Linked DNA regions of Homo sapiens: region 1 is linked to region 2. The links are chromatin contacts, found by Hi-C or POLR2A ChIA-PET in ENCODE. All regions are on one chromosome and are shown on one strand. The core of a region is the stretch at or near the end of the contact, and the rest is flanking DNA. Distances in the headings are between cores, read along the strand shown. Region 1 holds the start of TAF12 (TATA-box binding protein associated factor 12). Region 2 overlaps ZDHHC18 (zDHHC palmitoyltransferase 18).

Region 1 (3,523 bases), core at 450-2,949, 1.8 Mb after region 2:
AGCTACTTGAGAGGCTGAGGCAGGAGAATCGTTTGAACTGGGGAAGCAGAGATTGCAGTGAGCCGAGATCGTGCCACTGCACTCCAGCCTGGGTGACTCTGTCTCAAAAAAACAAAACAAAACAAAACAAAAACAAAAACTGCAAGGGGGGTGAGGTGACTCATGCCTGTAATCCCAGCACTTTGGGAGGCCAAGGTGGGAGGATCACTTGAGCTTAGGAGTTTGAGACCAGCCTGGGCAATATAGTGAGACCCTGTTTCTACAAAAAATTTAAAAATTAGCAGGGCGTGGTGGCACACGCCCGTAGTTCCAGCTACTCAGGAGGTATAGGTGGGAAGACTGCTTGAGCCTAGGAGGTTGGAGGTGCACGGGGCCAAGACTGAGCCGCTGCACTTCAGACTGGGCGACAGAGAGAGAACCTGTCTCAAAAAAAAAAAAAAAAAAAAAATTCCCTCCTGAGTTTGAAGATAAAGCAAAGATTCTAGAAGCATTTAAGGAACATTAACCAAGCATCTCATTTGCTACGCACAGAAGGGTACTGTATTAAAATTATGATCTAACTAACCATTGCCTCACTGTAATCCTAAGCCTCTTTGAACCTTAGCCTTCTTAAATGTAAAATAGGAGTTTTTAAAAGATGATCTTTTGGGACTCTTCCATCACTGACATTCTTTTATTTGAGATGCAGAGATCTGTGCTCATTCAGGGTTGAGTGGAATGGGATTTAAAGCACTTATCAAGTACATAACTGAGTTCCAACTGTTTTCAACTTCACATCTGATTCCCAAGAATGAAGCAGAAAATGAAGATGTTTGCATATGGGCTTCCTAGATTGAGTATCTGACACAAGAAAAGCTTGCCAAGAGCCAAGTAGGCAGTGCGAAGGAGAAGTTGTCTTCCCCTGAATACGTCCTTTATCTCTCTGGGTTCAGGGAATACTGTGAAAAAATGGATCACTAAATCTTTTCCAAACCCTTTCCCTTTACTTTGTAGGCTGATCTCATATCCATGGTCCCTTAGATCCAAGGCTTTTAGGAGCTTGGGTACTCACAGCCCTGTTCCGAGACTCAGGAACTCGGAGTCTCAAAGCCCGGATCCCGTCCCCAAAGAAGCCCCAGTCTTCACTGCCCGCTTCTGTTCCCTTCCAAACTCAAGTTTTCTCTGTCTGCTTCTGCCCCTCAGGAACCTAAGTCTTCGCTGCCCCGTTTCTGAATCCTTAGGAGCCCGGGTCTTCACTGTCCCGCTTCTGCCTCTTAGGAGCCCAAGTCCTCACCGCTCCACTTTTACCTCTCCGGAGCCTGTGTCTTCACGCCCCGTTCCTTTCTGACCCTTTCCTCGTAGGAGTGCGGGTCCTCATAATCCTGCTCCTCTCAGACCACTTTCCCTCAGATGCCGGAGAACTCGCATCCGTCCCCGTTCCCTAAGTCCCGTCTTAGAGCCCGGGTCCCCACAGCCGCGTCTTCTCCGAGCCTGATCCTCTCAGTCAGTCCCTTCCCAAGAGCCTGAATCCTCACAGCCCCGTCTCGTCCACAACCTGGTCCTTCGAACACTGACCCACTGTAGGTCTGGGTCCTGACTCCCTCCTCCCGCTCTTGTTCCTCAACTGCCAGGGCCCAAGACTCACAGGCAGCAGCGTCTATCTCCCCATGATATGCAGAGACTGCCCCAGTGAAGCGTTCGTCTCAGCAGCCGGTCCGACTGCGCGGCCCTCCCCGACTACTTCCGGCACCGCTCCCCGCCTCCAACCCGGAAACGCGCGGCTCTTCCGGCCGGCGGGCGCGCGCCTCGCTTGCGCAGGCGCAGACTGCCCTCCGACACGTGGTGGCGATATTGAGCTGTGTGTAGGTACACCCTGCAGCTTGCGCTTTTAACTGCTTGTGGTTGAGTGGCAGCATGAGCGAGCTCTGCGTATTCCAACCCGGCGTTAAGAATCCTTCACTAGCTTTTCTTCCCGACGCTGCTTATTTATCTATCGGTAGCATGACGGGTAATTGACGCCCTCGGATGGCTTTGAGGTCGCCATTTTTGGTTGGTGCCTTTGTCTTGGTGTCAGGACTGGGATATCATCTGGGACACATTACCCCACAGGTATCCTGTTGGACCTCAACGAGGAAGTTGGCAACAGAGGAACCAGGAGATGAGAGAGATCGGTTGGTTGTGCCTGTGAACTGGCAATTCAGTAGTAACAATTGAGTGCTTACTGTTTGCCGGGAATTGTGCTAATCCGCTTACCTCCGTTACGCCATTTAATCATTTAGAGGAGACCTGTGAGAGATTAAGCAAAGTTCTAGCTAATAAGTGCAGAGCCTCAGCTTGAACTCAGAACTCACTACTAAGCCAAAGCCTGTCCTGTAGCATTCTCTAATGCTTTCAGTTTTTCGGCTGTCAGATGCTTGGTGAGAACTGCTGTTATGTGGCTCACGCCTGTAATCCCAGCACTTTGGGAGGCCGAGGAGGGTGGATCACGAGGTCAAGAGTTCAAGACCAGTCTGGCCAAGATGGTGAAACCCCGTCTCTACTAAAAATACAAAAAATTAGCCGGGCGTGGTGGCATGCGCCTGTAATCGCAGCTACTCCGGAGGCTGACGCAGAGAACTGCTTAAACCTGGAGGGGCGGAGGTTGCAGTGAGCCGAGATCGCGCCACTGCACTCCAGCCTGGGCGACAGAGCGAGACTCTGTCTCAAAAAAAAAAAAAAGAGAACAGCTGTTATTTTTTACTGTATGCTGGAATGTTAGGCATGCAAGTAAGACCCAATTCCAGCATCTGTAAGGTTCACAGTAAGATGGAGAAGAACCCACAAACACACCAAAAATTGTATAAAGAGCTGTGACAGGCCAGAGTGAGCCACATAGAAATTAGGAAGAGGTGCCCAGATTGGTGCGGCATCCTGCCCTGTCTTTATATCTTCCTAATCCTCATCCTACCACGTTCCCAGTCCACCCTCTACACTGCCACCCAATCCAAATTCTCAGATTCAAGTCCTCATGAACATTGGGCTCTAAGCTGTATTCCTAGCCTTATTTCCTTGCCACTGCTCTCCATTCTTTTTAGGGTCCGGCATACCACTTTTTGTTGTTGAATGCCTATACATCTTTTTTAAGACCCAGGTTGAATGTATATACGTTCATTTGACAAGTGTTTGAGTCTCATTGTGTGACAAGCCTTTTGCTATGTGCTGAGTACATAACTGGTGGCTAAGACGGATGATCTCTGTCCTTAGAAAGTTTGCAACCTAGAGTGGGAAACAGACCATTAGCAACTGCACAAAAGGGTGATAGAAGAGAATACTGGAATAAGCCAGACTTATCTAGCTGGCTGATGGCCTGAGCCATGGTCTTCAGTAAGGAAAACACTTACTCAAGGACCAAGATGGCCAAGGTGGCTGGAGCTTTGGTAACCGGGAAAGACAATGAGTTTGGAGAGGTAGGCAGGGGTTTGTTATAGTCTGGACCTTTTAGCCTAGACTATGATGGGGACTTGAGATTATATTCAGTATGCAATGGGAAGGTGTTGGAAGAACG
Region 2 (3,759 bases), core at 916-3,415:
AGAGGATTGGCCATAGAGAGAGAGCCCTGATAGCTTCACTATCATGAAGCCATTCTCCCACCAGTGTCCAGAACTTCTAGAATGTTCTAGCCCTAAGATGGAGGAGGGAGCTTGAAGAGGGCTGTGGTAGGCAGCCTCCCTGGGGGACAGAGGCATGACCATTCAGCAGGCACAGGCTATTCTCTGAGGCAGCCAGGGTCAGGGGGTCTGAAAGCACTGCCTTGGGGATACCTGCCTACCTTGGGTCACAGTGACAGTGGCTGGACCATGCAGTTCCCCCAGCCCTCTACTCATTCTTCAGGTTGGAGCTTAGGATTGTCTCCTTCAGGTTGCCTTTCCTGACTGTGCTACTGCGTTCCCCTCCCCCACTAGAGCACACATCACCCTGTGTGGCAATTCCCTGTTTACATGTCTTGTTTTCCCCACTAGACCATAAGCCACAAGGGGGAGGGACTCTTGTCTTATCCGTCGTCATTATTCCTGCTGCTTATTGAAGGTGTTGCCTGCCACAGAGAAGACCTCAGTAAATATTTGTGGACTGAGTGAGTGAATGAATGAGTGAATGAACACTGCAGGATGGTTTGTCTCAGGTGACAGTCCACTAGTGTCTGCCTGAAGCTCTGTGTGTAGAGGGATTCTCTGGATGCAGAGGTTAGGAGTGCTGGGATCTATTGGACACATCTGCCATGTGCTCTGGAGGAAAGTATATCACAAGGATCAATTAGTGATGTCTGTTCCCGGTACTTATTGGGGAGTGGCTGCACTCATCAAGGAGCTGTGCCTCTGCCTCAGAGCGAGGCTGTATTCAAGATTTTGGTGGTGGTTGTTGGAATGACAGCGCCTGCCACGTGCTGTAGCCCTGTGCCGCAGGGAGCCCTTGGGGTGTCTGCTGATCTCTCTCCATCTCTCGTTCTAGCTGTCCCTACCTGGCTCGCAAGCTGACCCTTGCCATCCCCATCATCGCTGCCATCCTCTTCTTCTTCGTCATGAGCTGCCTGCTGCAGACAAGCTTCACCGACCCTGGGATCCTGCCCCGGGCCACTGTCTGTGAAGCAGCCGCCCTGGAGAAACAGATCGGTGAGGTTTCTACTCCCAGCTGAAGCTGGGTCTCCATAGCTCCACATTCCCTGACTTGGGAGGAGGCCTGGTTTTCTCTTCCAAAACTATACTAGGAACTGGGGATGCAGTCGTGAGCAAGGCAGGCTGGAGCTGACACTGGCACAGAGGGAGACAGATGATCAACAAGTGAGCAAATAAGTAAGCAAGAAATGCTGGCCAGCCAGCAAAGGCCCCGATGGCAGCCAGCGTGGAGCTGAGTAGTTCCTGGGGGCTAGGCACTGTTTTAAGCTCTTTATATGCATGATCTTATTTAATCCCCCAGTAATCCTATGAGGTAGGTACTGTTGTCATTCTCCTTTTACTGATTAATTAAATCAAGGCAAAAGAGGGTCCAAGATCACAAAGTAAGTAGAAGAGCTGAGATGAGACCTCAGTCTAGAGCACCTGCTCTTAAACATTCATATACACTTATTCATTCACTCATCAAACATTTATTGACCCCCTACTATGTGCCAGGCACTTTTCTAGATGTGATACAGCAGTGAACAAAACTGACAATAGTCCCTGTCCTCATGGAGCTTGACAGTTGAGGAGGAGGAAAGAGACAATAAATAACAAATAATTAAATATCTAGGATATCAGACAGAGAAGAAAGGAGGGAAGGAGGATGAAGGCTACAGGGAGGGTGTGTGATTTTACATAGGGTGGCCAGGGAACATCTTGTGAAGGAGGTGACATCTGAGCAAAGAAGCACCGGCCTGAACAGATGAGGGCTTGACGGTGGGGTTATCTAGGGAAGAGCCCAGTAGGTGTTGGGGAGTGGGCTAGTTTAGGTCAGGTGGTCAGGGGAGACCTCTAGGAGGAGGCGGCACTGGAGATGAGTGTGGTAGAAATACGGGGATCTGGGAAAAGTAAGGCCAAAGCCCAGAGTGGCAAACAGCCTGGGCGTGTGTGAGGAACGGCAGTGGCTGGAAAGACCCTGTGCTCCCAGGCAGCCCAGGTGGCCCTTGATTCCTTTCAGACTGCTGTGTGGGTTCCGGGGTGGCGGGGTACTGGGCCAGGTCCCTAATCTCAGCTTGCTGCACCCCAGCTCTTCCTGCTGAGAAGTGACGTGGCTACTTGCACACCTCGGGGGTTTCCGGTCCGTGGTTAGCTCCTTCCCCTAACAGCATGGTGTTCACACAGGCTTTTAAACACCCAGCTGGCCCTGAAGACATCTAGTGGCCTGTAAATGTCAGAGCCCTGCTGCATCCATCGCTAGAAATCATTTCACTAATACTCTGTGCAGCAGGGAGGGAGGGAGGGCGAGCAGCTGGAGAGGATGTTCTCTGGGCTCTGTCTGCTCTTTGTCTCATTCCTCTGCCCAGCCCCATCCTCAGCCACGCCTGCGAGGGCCACCTCCTCTCACCTACATCCAGCGTCCTACCCCTTCAAACTCTGGGTCCCTGGCCACTCCTTCAGGATCCCACGGTCTGACCTGGGCTGGCCCACCTGGCAGCTGGGGAGGCCCAGCTGTGCCCCGTTCTTCCTCCCCTTCTGGTCAGGGCTAATCATGAGGCAGGATTATTGTCCAGCTCAGCCGGACCCAGAGGTCTGGCTGCCTGGAATCCTCGGCCTCCTGTGAGCTGCGTGGATCACAGTGACAGCAGTAATCCCCTTCTTGGAAAGAGCTTGGCCGTGTGCTGAGTGCTTTCCATCTATTATCCCCACAAATCTTCACAACAGCCCAGTGAGGGCGACCCTGTTAACCAATTGTACTGATGGAGAAACGGAGGCAGGTGATCACAGGGCCAGGATAAAGAAGCAGAGACAGAGTGTGTGCCTTTCACTCCCAAACCCCTTGCTTTCTCTTCTGAGATGGCAGCAGGGACACATCTCCTTCATCCTCTTCTCCACTTGTTTCCTGTGCTCTGGGAAGCCTTCTTGACCCCAGTTGGGCCAGGCCTTCCATTGCACATTCCCAGAGCACCTTCTCCTTCCTTCTCTGAACCTGTGCTGCAACGGTGGTCATTACAAAATCATCCTTTCTGCTGGCCTGTGAGGGCATGGAATTCCAGCATCTTGTTCACCTTGTCGCCATGTAGAAGGCTCAGTGACGTTGGCTAAATGAGTAAATGAATGACTGAAGAATAGGTGAGCTTCTGTGAAGGCCCTCCTTGCTCTGTCAGGGTGACAGGTGAGGAAACAGTCAGGACATCTCCCAGTTGGGCATCATGGGTTTGTTCATTTGTGTGTTAATTCTATATGCTGACCCCTGACAGCAGAGTGAAGGCAGGTGGGGGCCAACAATGAATCTGATAGGAGCTTACTCTCATGGGTTCCAGACAAGTTGGCCCCAGGTGGGAGCCCTGACCAGCCACTGCCAGTGAGATCAGGCTTTAGAAGAGGGTCAGAGGAGTCAGGAGCATCTTCTGCCTGGGGGACTGGAGAAGCTTCCTGGAGAAGTGATGCTTGAGCTAAGTCTTTAAGTTTGGGTGGAATTCAAGCACAGGAGCTGTGCGGAGGCAGCCCTTCAGGCAGACAAAGCTGAGGGAAGAGAGAGTGGCAGAGGGAAGGAGGAGGGATGGGAACGGGCCACTGAGCAGGCCACGTTGGCTAGAATATGAGGAGCACTTCAGATAGTTAGGGATATTAGAGATATTCCAGTTGGAAGGATGGGGTGGAATCAATCTTGTAGGGCGCTGAATGTCCCTAAGACTT

What was found. A loop is a pair of places that touch in the nucleus more often than their neighbours do. ChIA-PET counts read pairs that join two places held with the same protein, here RNA polymerase II (POLR2A). Pooled maps may share reads with other maps.
Region 1: a loop to region 2 is called in a pooled map, with 4 times the contacts of the local background. The contact joins the promoter of TAF12 here to the enhancer-like site in region 2. A Hi-C loop is called at or near these places in 1 of 50 pooled maps. POLR2A ChIA-PET finds 5 or more read pairs at or near these places in 2 of 52 experiments (OCI-LY7 and activated naive CD4-positive, alpha-beta T cell).

The regions. Positions count from the first base shown.
Region 1 is chr1:28,641,368-28,644,890 of GRCh38, forward strand. TAF12 (TATA-box binding protein associated factor 12) reads right to left here and starts at 1,700. Exons shown (of 6, transcript NM_005644.4): 1 at 1,625-1,700. TAF12-DT (TAF12 divergent transcript) reads left to right here and starts at 1,889. Exons shown (of 2, transcript NR_146730.1): 1 at 1,889-2,396. RefSeq lists a silencer at 3,250-3,523.
Region 2 is chr1:26,831,531-26,835,289 of GRCh38, forward strand. It overlaps ZDHHC18 (zDHHC palmitoyltransferase 18), which reads left to right. Exons shown (of 8, transcript NM_032283.3): 2 at 917-1,077. Among named protein-coding and RNA genes, the nearest start is that of ZDHHC18, 6.7 kb to the left of the region's middle. RefSeq lists an enhancer at 2,199-2,298. Within about 2 kb of position 2,166, at least 13 of the 41 ENCODE cell types and tissues checked have a DNase peak (open chromatin) inside an H3K27ac peak, as active enhancers do; they include OCI-LY7, where a contact is called at or near this core.